Regions from separate parts of the Mus musculus genome. Here region 2 is linked to region 1. A link is a contact called in ENCODE Hi-C data. All regions are on one chromosome and are shown on one strand. The core of a region is the stretch at or near the end of the contact, and the rest is flanking DNA. Distances in the headings are between cores, read along the strand shown.

Region 1 (6,784 bases), core at 1,761-4,260:
TCAGCTTTGTTAGCTGCGACTTGTCAATTCATTTTGTTTTAAAAGTCATCTTTTTAAAATCAGGGTTTGTTTTATGTACATTGGTGTGTCACCTGCATGTATGTCTGTGTGAGGGTGTTGGGCTCCCGCTGGAAATAGAGTTACAGGCAGCAGTGAGTTGCCACGTGGGTGGTGATCAATGAACTTGGGTCCTCTGGAAGAGCAACCAGTACCCTCAAGTGCTGAGCCATCTCTCCAGCCAATTAATTGACAAAAGGTCAATTAATCTTGATTGTGCTTGATAGCTGGCTGTTGGCAGTCACAGGTTCGTTTATTTCAAGCATTGATATTAACTCTCAAATCATATGCTGGATTTAATATGATTTCCACACATACTTGCAGGTTGCAGGATGGTTGAGAAAGGGTTAATGAACGTAGTGGGAGAGCTCACAAGCCTTCCTGAAGTTGGAGGCAAAGGGCTAACACAAGCACAAGGAGGAGTCTTCAGGGGACAAGACCTTAGAGTCTAGTGCAGATATCAGGTGCGGGGGCAGGCGGATTAGGGCAATTTATGGTCAGCTTGATGTTCATTGGCTGTCAAGGGCAAGAGAATGTAACTAGGCTGGAACTGGAGCTGGGGACAAAGGCAGGAGTCTGTTCCCTGTGACAATTTTCTTGGAAGAGGCTCATGGCAAATGGCTGGGTGACCAGTCAGTCTGCTTGCCAAATTTACCCTTGGGATGCTCCTAGGTGAGGGAGCTCCGAGATTACATCTGTGATCAATAAGCCCATTTGTCTGGTGTTACTGGCGTATTTACAGTATTGTCATTTACTGGCAATAGATAATTACCAGTTAGTGCCTCCCGGTGTATGGGCTAGTGTGGTTCTTGTGTGTGTGTGCGCGCGCTCACGTGTGTGCGCACGTGCATGTGTGTGTATGTGCATGTATGTATGTGTGTGTGTGCATGTGTGTGTGTGTATGTGTGTGCATGTGTGTGTGCGCATGTGTGTGTGTGTGAACAAGGCTCAGGCTTTCTTTTGTGGTACTTAGGCTTAAAATGGAGTAACTTGGGTCAAGGCCAATGCTTTATAAATTGGGGTAATGATTCAACACAACACAGTGTAACCCAGAGCAGGTCCAGCCTGGTCTCACAGGCCTGCAGGATTGGGCTAGCGCAGCCTCCCTGGTTTCTGCTTGGACAGTATTTATAGGAGGTAGTTTGCCTTCCATAAAAGGATACAGTTCACTCTCACCTCCTTCCTGCCTTGGCTGGATTTCCCAGAGAGAACATCTGCACCTAAACCGGGCACAGAGCATTTGCAGTCCCAAGACTTCAAGAGACTAACTTTGGGCTCACGGCCAAACAATAATTCCAAAACCCGGTTGAAGAACAATACGAAGCAGGCAATAGTTACTTAACCCTGTTCTCAAGGCAAGCTCTCAGATTTATATACTTGGTTTACCGTCCTGACTCGGGAATTATTTTGCATAAATACTTGGCTTCATTCCACTAGGTATTGTAGGAAGTTGTCAGGAATAGCATTAAGCCGCTCTACCTTCATATTTATAGTTAGGATGTTGTCAAAGACACGGCCTTAGTACATTGCAAGTTATTTGTTGAAAAGAATAGCCTGGGGAATTTTCTCTTAAATCTGCTTACTAGAAAGAAGGTCACTGTCGCTCATAAACAATGGACTTGCTATGTATCATTTTAATTTAAAGACACTTCACACTGTAGCTTGCTTTTTCTTTGCAATGGTTGCTAGGAAACTCAGAGTGAAAGCTGCACTACATAGAATTTTTCAAAATGGAGTAGCCGAACAAATTTTATCCATAGTTTCATCTCTTCTTCCCGTCATATCTTCACACTTATGCTATCTTTTCTCAGTTTTCGCCTTTTGTGCATTTATTAAGTCTGCCTCACAGTCTTTGTAAGACAAGACAGAGTTGAATGAGCGATGAAGACTAGAAGCAACACCTTAGGGGAATGAGGTTAGTTGTGTGGCACTCTGGGGAGTTGTGGCTGACCTGGGGGCTCTGGGGTCACAGGCATCAAAAGGGGAGAAGTCAGGCTTGGTGCCATCCTGGAATTTAGAACCCAAAAGTCAGAAGCAGAAAAAGTGCCTGAAGTTCTAGGCCACCTTGGCTGGCACAGAGTAGCCCAGACTACAGGGTGAGGCCTTGTTTCAGAAAAAGAAAGCATTCTCCTTCCTGTCTAAGACAGAATGCAAACAAACCAAAACCTAAGTGGATGTAGTCCTGGTGTGGACGAAGCCTCTGGGAGTAGGGTGTGTAGAGAGCAAGTGCTGAGGTCCCTTTCTGAGGACGTTTAACAGCGGGTGGAGGAGGGAAGCTCAGAGAGATGGGAAAGACCTGCAGAAAGGCTTGAGGTAAGCCCAGGACAAGTCGGTCCACAAAGCTATAGAATATAGGACCCTTTCCCTTTAGATCATTTTTTAAAAAGCCTTTATGTTTCTATTCTATTCTTCACAAAACACAACCAGAGGGATTGAAAGACTTAACCAAGCACAGCTTATTCGGAGGGTGGCAATCTTCTGACTCCCTCAACAAGTCAGGGTTAGTCTATTTACAGCAGTAAGCTTTTCTGTCCTCAGGAGAAGTTCACTCCCCAACTTCCCACTAGCCGTGACGACGCATCTCTGTTGATTTTGCGTGTCGGTTTGCCCAGGCGAGGCAAGCCTTCAGCACTTTCAGACTGAGAGCATGCCCTGCATTGCATCGGATGACCTTCCGATGAGAGAGGGGCCCATCGCTCAAAGCACTGGAGTCCCCAAGTGACACTGTTGTCCACTTAAGCATCTCTGGCCCAGCAGGGAAGGCAGAAGAGAGTTTCTGCAGGGAGACACCTGGACTCTTATTTTAGGCTGCTTACTCTGTCTGCCTCACTTAGCAATCAAAGCCAGAGAAGCCAGAAGCTTTGCATTCTCTGCCAGAGAGGAGGCGAGCTCTTGGGCTGATGGGCAGCCACTTCCTGTCACTCCTGAAGGAGCAGAGGCAGCAGCTGCCTTGGAGCAGGATTTTGTGGAGTGGATTCTGAGTGTCTCATCTCACCGGGCATCGAGGAAGAGCTTCAAACACCCTCCCGAAACACTAATAAGCAATTTTCTGGAGAAACTAGACTCAGCAACACCCCAGCTTGCCAGTCTCCCTACCCAAATCTCTTGCATGGGCATGCGCGCTTCATGCTGCTGGAGGTGGGAGCGCACAGGAAAGAGGCAGCGCAGGGGACAAAAGGAATATGGAAAGCAGAGCGGAAAACCCTGACCCATCCCAACCTTCTAAGTACGCCGCTTTCTTCTCAATTTCTAGATAAGCTCGGGACACTGAAGTGACTTCTCAGGAGCCATGAAGGGGCTAGTGAGAGGTTTAACTAAGTTCTGGTCTTTACTATGCTTTACTATACGTTCTGGGGCCAGGGGTGGGGGCGGAAGCCTTCAATAAATGTTACTTTGCTTACATATGCTTTTTCTTCTTACAAGCCTTAGCCCTTCCCTGGTAAGGAACAATTTATATAATTTATCAGCTCAGAGCAGCCTTCCTGCCCCAGCAAGGCACTTTTGTCTTCTTTCTCCCACTTTTCTCGAAGTGACTTTCGTTGTCACATTGCAAACATCCTGTGGTCCTTTTGAACCTGTTCCATGACCCTGCAGAGTTCTGAGGTTTGGCCCAGGAACAGTCAAGCTGAAACAATGCCACCAAGCACCGCTAAGGATGCATTTGCCAGGCTGGGCTGGGGGTCTGGGGTCCCGGTTACGCTTCTCAAAGGCTGATGCTGTAGAAATAGCCCAGGAAGACCTGAACACCAGAGGCCTTCAGACTTGGAAAAGTGTTAAGGTCTCTGGATTTCTTTCCTTTTATAGGTGATGAGAACATGAGCCTGGAGATCCTCTCCCAGGGGGACCAGTCATCTTTGTGGTGGAAACTAGGACGGTTATTGCTGCTATTAACAGTCTTTTGCCAAGTGCTCCAGCCATGGGTGGCTAGCCCTACTGAGGAAAATGCAAATGTAGGGGGCAAAATATGAGCATAATCTTTTAGGCTTCGTCTTTTAGCTCCAATCGGAAGAATGGCATTTTCTTCTCTATTGGTCCTCAAGAAAGGAGAGAACATTTATTGTTGTATTTCTAGTGCTCCCGAAAGGGCTTGGGCATAGTATGCACATAGTAGTTATTAGATGGATTATTGTATGCAATGAACCTGACTACCTAAGATACCTAACTTCGGCTGTAACTGTCTTGAGATAGGGTCTCACTATGTAGCTCAGGCTGGCCTTGTTTGATTCTCTTGTCTTCGTTTACCAGTGTTGAGACTATATGCAAGTACCCTCATGCCTGGCTTCCAGTATTTGTCTTACAATTCAACTATAATCATTGAAAACTACTTTTGCTTTTGTGTATATGTTAGAGTCCTGTGATATTCCATGCCCCCCACCTCTTAACCCAATTTCAATAGGACCTGAGGCCATTTTGACATATTCTATACTTGCTATAATTTGGGCCTGTCTTAATTTACACAAAGATAATTTGAAGCATGAGGAAAGGCCTCCTATGAGATGTGAACCGACAATTCACAAAGAAAAAGTGAAAATTAGCCTTACTTCTGTGAAATAACACTAACGTTCATTTATCTTACCGAAAGAGGAATTTAAATGGCACCATTTCTCACCAAGGAGGCTGGAAAAACTCCACAATCCAACCACATACTTATTGTTACTGCTAGGAGAGAGCAAGAGCTTTGATCCAGATTTTATTGGCAGAAATGAAAAATGGCATAATTTAGAGACATTTTGGTAGTATTTAGAGAAATTTTACCATTTGATCCAGAAACCATAGCAGATATTTTTTGTTTAGGGATCTAGGTGCTAGAACACTGCCTCAAAGACATATCTGCAAAAATATGCAGATGTAGAAAGACAAACCGCACAAAGTGTTGCTCTGACAATATGTGCAACGAAGCCTCAGTCAGCAGGATTCCCGTTTCAGAAGCAGTGCTGTACAGAAGTTGTTTGTACAGTGAAATGACTTCCAGAAGCACAGATAGAGCTCAGAGAGCTGGCTGCCCTCCTGGTCACCGTTTACACACGGAAGGAGAGAAGTCAAGTCAGCAATGGAAGGCGACAGCGATGGAAGGCGACAGCGATGGAAGGCGACAGCGATGGAAGGCGACACACAGGACAGAGCCCAGCGGCCACATGCAAGGCTCCCAGCACAGCCCTGAGTTTTCCAGACAATGGTGAGTGGCAATTTGTGTCAAGAATGGCTAAGCACAGAAGGTTTGGTGTCAGAACACAGGGGGTTGGTCCCATAGGCATGACCCTCTATAGGTCAGCTCACACTGCCAGGCCTGGACTCCTACCACAGATAATGCTGTTAGCATAGACTACCCATTATAGTCCAAGGGCCCAGACAGAAGACATTCTTTTTTTTTTCCCAAATTTTTCTTCATTTACATTTCAAATGCTATCCCGAAAGTCCCCTATACCCTCCCCCCCTTCTCCCCTACCCACCCACTCCCACTTCTTGGCCCTGGCATTCCCCTGTACTGGGGCATATAAAGTTTGCAAGACCAAGGGGTCTCTCTTCCCAATGATGGCCGACTAGGCCATCCTTCTGCTGCATATGCAGCTAGAGACACGAGCTCCTGGGGTACTGGTTAGTTCGTATTGTTGTTCCACCTATAGGGTTGCAGACCCCTTCAGCTCCTTGGGTACTTGACAGAAGACATTCTTACCAGCAAGGATATCCTAAGACTTAAAGGTTTTCCTATGAGTTGGTCAAGGGTTAGAATTCTCTTCGGAATGTGCAGGATTTGGAAACCCAGGCCATCTGAATTATTCCTTTATTGAAAACTGATATAGAAGCAACGCAGTCCACTAGTATGCATGTATGAATTCTTTAAATTTATGATTGTAGAAAGTAACCATAGCAATTCATTGACTCTTGAAAAGACACTACAACAGCCCACATGATTAACTTAAAATAGGTAAATGAAATAATACTTGTTTTCTTTTTCCTCAGTGGCTATGATGATGTAGGGGGAGTCAGAGGGACTGTTTTTTTGTAAAAGTACTTTAGCTTGGAAAAAGAAAGAAAAAGGCGGTTTTTCAGGTTCTGCTAAAGTAGTGTGTGTGGCCAAGGATCACCACTCTTTAAAGTAACCAAATAGTCCTCTCATTACGAGTGCAAATATCACATGAAAAAAAAAACAAGATTGAAAAACTATATATATGATCCAGCACCTGGGTATAACTATCAGTTCATGGGTGTTACAGGGAATGAATATGTTGAATGATCTGTGAAGGCAAACAAAATCAATATTGTGCCAAACTACAGAGCTTATTTTCCAACTCAAACCTTAAATTTAGATGGTAAATTGGTGTCTTAGGGTTTCTATTGCTGCGACGAAACACCATGACCAAAGAGCAAGTTGGGGAGGAAAGGGCTTTTTGGGGTTTCCCTATAACTGTTCATCACTGAAGGAAGTCACTGCAGGAATTGGAACAGGACAGGAACCTGGAGGCAGGAGCTGATGCAGAGGCAATGGAGGGATGCTGTTACTGGCTGGGTTCACATGGCTTGCTCAGACTGCTTTCTTATAGAACCCAGGACCACCAGGGTGGACAATGGACTCTCCCCTCCCGCACTGACACTGAGTAAATGGCTGACAGTTGGAAATCCCATGGAGGCATTTCCTCGACTGAGGCTCCTGATTATTCGAGCTTGTGTCAAGCTGACACAGGAAATCAGCCAGTACAAACAGTAACCTGTAGACTAAAGGACATCA
Region 2 (6,784 bases), core at 2,844-5,343, 54 kb after region 1:
GCTTGCCCTAAGCAGCAATGTCCACAAGCATAAGATGATTAACTCTGCTGTCCTCTGAGAATGAACATGTCCAAATTAATGTTAAAGCTCTGTCCTCTCTTGATACATTTCCCCTCTTGACTTTAAGGGTATTAACTGCTCTCCGTCCTTTGGGAACTGTCTAGATCCTACTCTTTGTAACTATCCTGCTTTTCATTTGTTCCTTGAGACAGGGTATCACTGTGTAGGCTAAATAATCTTGCCTTACTTAGCTTCTGAAAGAGTGCTGAGGTTATAGGTTCGAGTCTCCCCTGGGCTATTGTTTTGCCTTTAGTGTAATTGAATAGTGGAAAGGAGATGACTAAGGATGTTTAGAGTACTGGTCTACCTCCACACTGTCTCAATAGTCACTAATACTTCACAAATAAGCTAGCTGGTTCAGAAAGGTATTTTCAAGGTTATAAAGCAGTATCAGCTTCATACTAAAGACTACTGAGGTGAAGGATCGGATAGTGGAAAGACAAAGCAGAAAAATCCCAAGATGTGAGGCCATGGGTAAACGAACAGCAGGTTGTGCATTTTTGAATTCTATCCTCTGAACTCTAATGTTCACTTAAGAGGAAAAGCACCAATCAACCAAAATAGTTGGGACTTAAGTCTTATGTCTATGCACTCTTTAAGAACCCACCAGCTCTTAAGAAAACTACTACTATGAAGCCAGTGTTTAAAAGTTATATGCTCCTTAGGATCTATCAAATGCTGGTTACTTACCTGGATGGATAAAACTGTGGAAATCTGCCATAATACCTTCCTGGAGGGAGTATTTAACACAGCCAATTTCACAAGGGAGGAAGCGCTGTTCACAATGAGGAGGTAGCTCACCATGGCTAAAAATGTTCAGAAAATAAAAAATGCCTCCAAGGAGAGCTGAAAAACAAAACAGAACCCTAAGACTTTTAGAATTTAGGTATGTGTTCTGTCTTTGCTAGTGAATCATAAAAGAGAAAACTCAATTATACCAGGTAAGTAAAAAACTTTGCAACCACATTTGTCAAGAATTTAAGTAGTAACCATTCTTTATATAAAACAATAAAAGTATTCAGTCTTGCAACAGCTTTTACATGATTCAGCTATAGGTTAGCATTAATTTCAGCAGATACATAAGTTGTGACATATGCAACAAATAGGTTTGGGGAATAAAGTCCAAGAGAACAAATGAAGTAGAGCCATAGCTATGGAAATTTAGTTCTCTGCCTTTGTACTTTCTGCTACTATAGAGAAGACCACCTATATACATGAGAAATATGTGGGACTAGCCCTGGCCATGGAAGACCAATGTTAAAAGTTTGTGTTAAACGAAGGCAGAACACAATAAAGACAGCCAGAAGGAACAGAAAAAGCCCTTAGCTACATTCTCCTCTAAGGTAGTGAAATAATTTATCTTTGCTTCATGCCTGCCCACCCCAGGATATTTTAAAATTCCTTATTCTTAATTGGCAAATAATAATAGTACATCTTTATGGGTTACCACAGGGCTTCAATGTATTTATAAATTGTGGAATGATTAAAAGTCAAGCTAGTTAACGGATCCATCAATCCATAACCTCCTGTTTTTGTATTTCAACACTTAGAATCCACTCTTACTAGACTGGGAAATAGGTTAAAAGCCTTATCCTTCTTGTCTACCTCTATAATCTAAGTATGGAAGCTACAAAGAAGACTAATGTTTTATAATATATGAAGTGGTAGAAACCAAGAGACTTTTGTTACAATAACTTCCCAGTATTATTTCAACAAATGCAAATTAGTTTATCCAGCATTCCATCAGTGCTAGCATGTTTAAACCTGTATAGTCAAGGATTTTGAAATGTAGGATCAAATGAACAAAACACATTTTGGGGGTGGGATGCACTTGCATGGGTGTGGGGACTTGATGTCCTTGAGTGAGGCTATCACACACCAATCTCTAGTGTCACTCTCTAGGAGTTGTCCATGTTTCTTTGTGATGGATCTCTCATGGGCATCTGAGGTTTACTAACTAGCCAGGCTGCCTAGCTGTTGTGTCTCCACCTCCCAGCACAGGGATTATAAGCTAGCATGACCACCACTCTTTATATGGGTGCAGGTCCTTTCCATGGCATGGCAAACACTATTTCCATCCTCCCACATCATACAGAACATTTTTTAAAAAATTGCCCAATATGCTATCCAAATTTGAGTGAAGTATTTTAGGAATACTCTACCTTGATCACTTTTTATAGATAAATTTGACATATCAGGGGGAGAAATACTTGGTTTTGGTACAAGCATGCCTGGCCTCCTCAGTGGTGTAGATACAAGTTTCTGAAAGTAAGAGAATCACCAATCAAACACTTTTAAGCAGAGCCATTGCTAGATACTTTACTTCCCATATTTAAATGTAATAAAGTAACCTCAAAATAGCCCGTGGACTATGTCAGCATTCCCTCAAGGCCAATGAAAACATTATTTTTATCAGTAAATACCAGCCAACCACAGCACTCTATGGGAAGGCGAGTATAAGTAGCTATAGCTGAAAGCCATTTGCGCACTCTCTATCATCTTACTTCCCCGAGTCACTACCTACTAAACGCCAGGCTGGTGTGCAGAATAAGAGTATTTAAAGAAAACAGAACAAAATCCTAAAGTCTATAATGTTATTTGTGGTTTTCATTTAAAAGTGAAAATTACAAAAGGTTGTGCCTCCAACTATCACAACTCAAGCACGTACAATATACTTAAGTTTTGTGGAGAATTTTTTCTTCAAATTTTCATTCCCCCCCCCCCCCCCCCCCGTGTGTGTGCTTGGCTGCATGTATGTGTGTCACGTGTGTGTGCGCAGCACCAGTGGAAGCCAGAGGAGGGCATCAGAACCCTTGGGAACTGGAGTTACAGATGGCTGTGAGTCACCATGTGGGTGCACCGACTCAAATCTGGAACTTTTGGAAGAGTAGCCAGAGCTTTTAGCCAGTGAGCCATCACTAGTCCCTTAAGGAGATATGTTTTATAGAAAAATCTGATAAGAGCAATCAAAGCTCACAAGCACAGATCCTCAAAAATCCACCTGACTTAAGACATCAACTTAAAATGTAAATCTACCTACCATATTTACAAATAACTTGCCACAATTTTGAATTTCAATCCAATGTCACAAATTTAAGAATGAAATTTCGGTATGTACAAACAGAAAAGCAGCATAAGGGAGAAGAAAAAGACTTCTTTATTGACCTTGTAGATACTGACTTAGTAGTCTACTATCCCAATACTCTGGAATTTGCTTAACTATTTGGGGGGGGGGGGGGTTCTGTAGGATCTACAAATGTTAACCCAGGTCTTCACGTCTTGTTATTACAATATTTAAAGAACTGTTAACAAGCTTGTTTCTAGGAACCATTTAAATAAAAGCCTACGCTTTTTAAAAATTATTATTACAGCTGTCTAACCGGTAAGAACTGAAAGGCAGTCGGGGAGCCGTTTAGTGCAAACCCTGACCCCCAACCCCAAACCTGCCTTTCCCCTGGGGCTTCTGCACTATCTGGAAACTTCCCGAAGGTTCCTCGGGCTCCACCGTGGCTGGAGTCCAAGGGTGGGCGGGCGAGAGGTGGCTGCCCTTACCTGCTTCTCTGAAGGCCCAGAATCCTTTCCCTGGGCTGCTCTCCACTCTCGAGCCATTTCTGAGTATTTCTCCTTCTCATCCTCCCTCAAGAGCTTGGGGAGAAGAGGGATACAAGAGAGGCGAGCTGTGAGGGTGAGGCGTCCGATCCACACCCCGGTTCTGGAAGGTTCTGTCGGTTGGTCCTGCCCTTGGGCTGTGTCCCCTCCACGGGCTCCCCCCAGGCTGGGTTCCCACCGCGCCCTCCCCGCTGCCCAACTGCCCGCTGCCTCACCGCCCAGTCGGCCGAGCAGTAGGGGATGGCGTCTGCCACGCGGGCCACCGGCAGGCCTCGCCGGCGCAGTTCGGGAATCTTCTCCTGTACGAAGAAATAGTAGGCATTGCGGCTGGCCCTGCGGTTGGGCATGGCGTCGTCGGGCCTCGACGCCCTCCAGAGACGCAGCAAGCAGCCGGCGCCCTTGCCGGGCTCCCGCCCTTAGTAACCGAGCTCGGAGCCTGCGCGCGCTTCAGCCCGGCACTTGGCCAATCAGGGTGCAGCGCGCAGCCGCATTGGGCCCCCTGCTGTGGGGGTGAAAACAGCCTGAAACTGGATTCCACCTCGTGCGTGAGGGGGCGGAGGGGGCGGGAGGGAGGAGGAGCGAGGCGCAGGTGGGGAGAGCACTGTGATTGGCTGACTCGCTTGCCCGGTAGGCGGGGATTGTCACGTGGTAGGCCTGGTACTTTTATTATTATTTTTTCCCTGTACATTGTTGCTTGATGTACCCCGTTAGTAGGAAGAGGACTCGCAGGTGCTTTCGGTTCCTGGGTGTTTCACATTCCCGAACTAGCGAGCTTGTGTAAAGCACTGAGAGGGAAAAGGTGGGGACAGGAGGGTGTTTTCAAGACGACGACAAACAACAACAACAACCACAACATATTTGAAAACTTCTGTTTCACAAAACATCCATGAATAAAGTTTTATAGGCTTTCTTATAAGGTCTGGGTAATTTGGGGAGGGGTCAGTTTTATTAGTAGGTATCATTTTTCGAAGTTATTGTGAAATGCTTTTCTCATCTACTTGGTTACTGCTGACTCAAGGTTGAGCCTGTGTATTTAGTAATAGTGAGTTCTCATACTGGTTCAAACTGTGCTGCTTGATCTTGCCTGGGTTTTCTCATTGCACTTCCCAACTACATTCCTTTGTGTATTCGAGTTACTTAATTTGTGTATAAGTAGAGTTGAAAATTCATTTAAAATTTTTATCTTTTCAGATAACTTGATCATCTTTTCTCTCTGTCACTGACAGATAATCAGCCAGATTAGACCAGATTAAAAGTAGATAATGGCAGGTTTATTTGGAGGCAGCTCTCTGGTGGGTTCATCGGATTTCACAGGTCAAGGTCAGCAAGGTCACATATCCAGGCAAAAACAAGGGTTAGTTTTTTTGTTTGTTTGGTTGGTTGGTTTTTTAATGGGTCTTGGGCATGGGGTGATGACATGTGAGTTAGGAGCTGGTATTTGCCCTTACATGGTCAAAAAGTGAGCCCCTGAGCAGGCACTCATGGGTGGGTTGCTGGAACACTGAGTAGTGAGGTGTTTTTTCTTTGTAGGTGGAGTTGGTGGAAGGGGAATAAACAGGGTTTTCCAGCTTGTGAAGAGACTGAACAGGAGTCCCAGCCTAGCAATGACCTCAGTTTTAATTGTTTGCTAGTAATGTTGCTAAATTTTTCTGGTATTGAACCAGTCAACATTTATAGTATACACTCTTCTTGATCATGAATCGTCGCTGACACTTGAAGTGTTGCTGACACTTTAAAAACGTTTTTCTGTCTTAGTAGATAATGGATTGTTTTTGTGGTGCTTCCTTTAGGGATCAGAGGAAGTTCTGAGTGAGTAGCGTCCCGAAAGAATGTGCTTTTGTTGACGTGGGCAGGACCATGACCCAAAACATACCAGTGAGAAACTGGCAAAGTTGTTACCTATATGGGCCAGGCGCCAGAGAAATGATAAAGCTTTCCTGGAGAGTATGAGAATGAATGTTTATGAATGAATAATTGATTGCTCAGTGCTAGCAATTACTGTGGCCCCCGAGTGGATGTTTACAGTCTGAAACTGCTCACCTGCACAGACCTCCTATGGCGACTCGCTAACTCCCCTTCTTTGGTACCTAATAGATATATTGAGGTTCTAGGTATCAGCAGGTTAGAAGACTCACACCAGATCCCAGCGACACTGTGGGTCTGTGTACATCTGTTCTTTCTTTATTCCATCTCTGCCTGTGGTTAGGGAGGGTTCCAAGACCCAAGTCACACGTGATTGGACAGCTGTTCTTACTAAATATTGGTATCAGGGTTGTTACTGCCTCATAAAATGAATGCCCCTTTTCCCATAGGATTGAGTAAGAGACGAGAATTAATGCGTCTTTGGAAAGTTGGTACATTTTTTTGTTTGTTTGTTTAAGCTCTGATACTGACAACCCTTGGAGGGCAGAAGGGGGGGAGCTGAACCTTCTTGGTATCTGGCATGAATTGTCTTTGCAGTTTTCTTCAGCCATTTCTTTTAGAAACCTATCTTACATTTGAGACTGCAAGTGTACTGGTATAAGATCTGATGAGGAGATAAGGCTACTGAAAGTTCAATGAATATGGATGAGACAACATCTTGACAGGCCCTTCTTACACTTAGCTGCTTGACTCAGCAATTCCAGTCTGGAGAAATGGACTTGCATGAAACGAAGGCTTCTAGATGAATTTATAACAGCTCTGTTCATAAACAGACCCACAAGGAATGGCCCAAAGCCATCAACAGTTGAATTAGTAAATTGTGGTATATAATATGGTAGACAACTGGGGAATTCGAAGAGGTGAGTTAATCTGGATACTCTACATGAATTCTGAAATGTTGCTAAGTGGAAGAAAGCATTCTCTATGACACAGTGGATACAGCTCTTGAGACAGGTAAGAGTATGAAATTAGAGATAGCAGATTAGCAGTAATAGCTAGAGGCAGGCCTGGAGGTAAGAAAAGATTGGAAAACTGTGGAAATGGCAAACTATTTTGTGCTTTGTAGTGGTTACAGGCAGGGTGTGTCGTTTATCAAATTCTATTTTTAGGCATAGGCATTTTCAAAACAACATTTTAGGTGTATTGGTGTATTTCCTTCATGTATGTCTATGCACCACGTGCAGGCCTTAGA

What was found. Hi-C counts contacts between places; a loop is a spot of excess contacts on that map.
Region 2: a map of left cerebral cortex shows a loop between it and region 1 (2.6-fold over the local background). The contact joins the promoter of Mael here to the enhancer-like site in region 1. A Hi-C loop is called at or near these places in 5 of 37 maps with a recorded cell type or tissue (T-helper 17 cell and left cerebral cortex).

Annotation. Positions count from the first base shown.
Region 1 is chr1:166,181,880-166,188,663 of GRCm38, forward strand. No RefSeq gene overlaps it. Among named protein-coding and RNA genes, the nearest start is that of Mael, 53 kb to the right of the region's middle. Within about 2 kb of position 3,011, at least 1 of the 3 ENCODE cell types and tissues checked has a DNase peak (open chromatin) inside an H3K27ac peak, as active enhancers do; it is left cerebral cortex, where a contact is called at or near this core.
Region 2 is chr1:166,234,651-166,241,434 of GRCm38, forward strand. It overlaps Mael (maelstrom spermatogenic transposon silencer), which reads right to left and starts at 4,094. Exons shown (of 12, transcript NM_175296.4): 1 at 3,885-4,094; 2 at 3,613-3,705; 3 at 2,223-2,322; 4 at 751-906. The coding sequence starts at 4,016.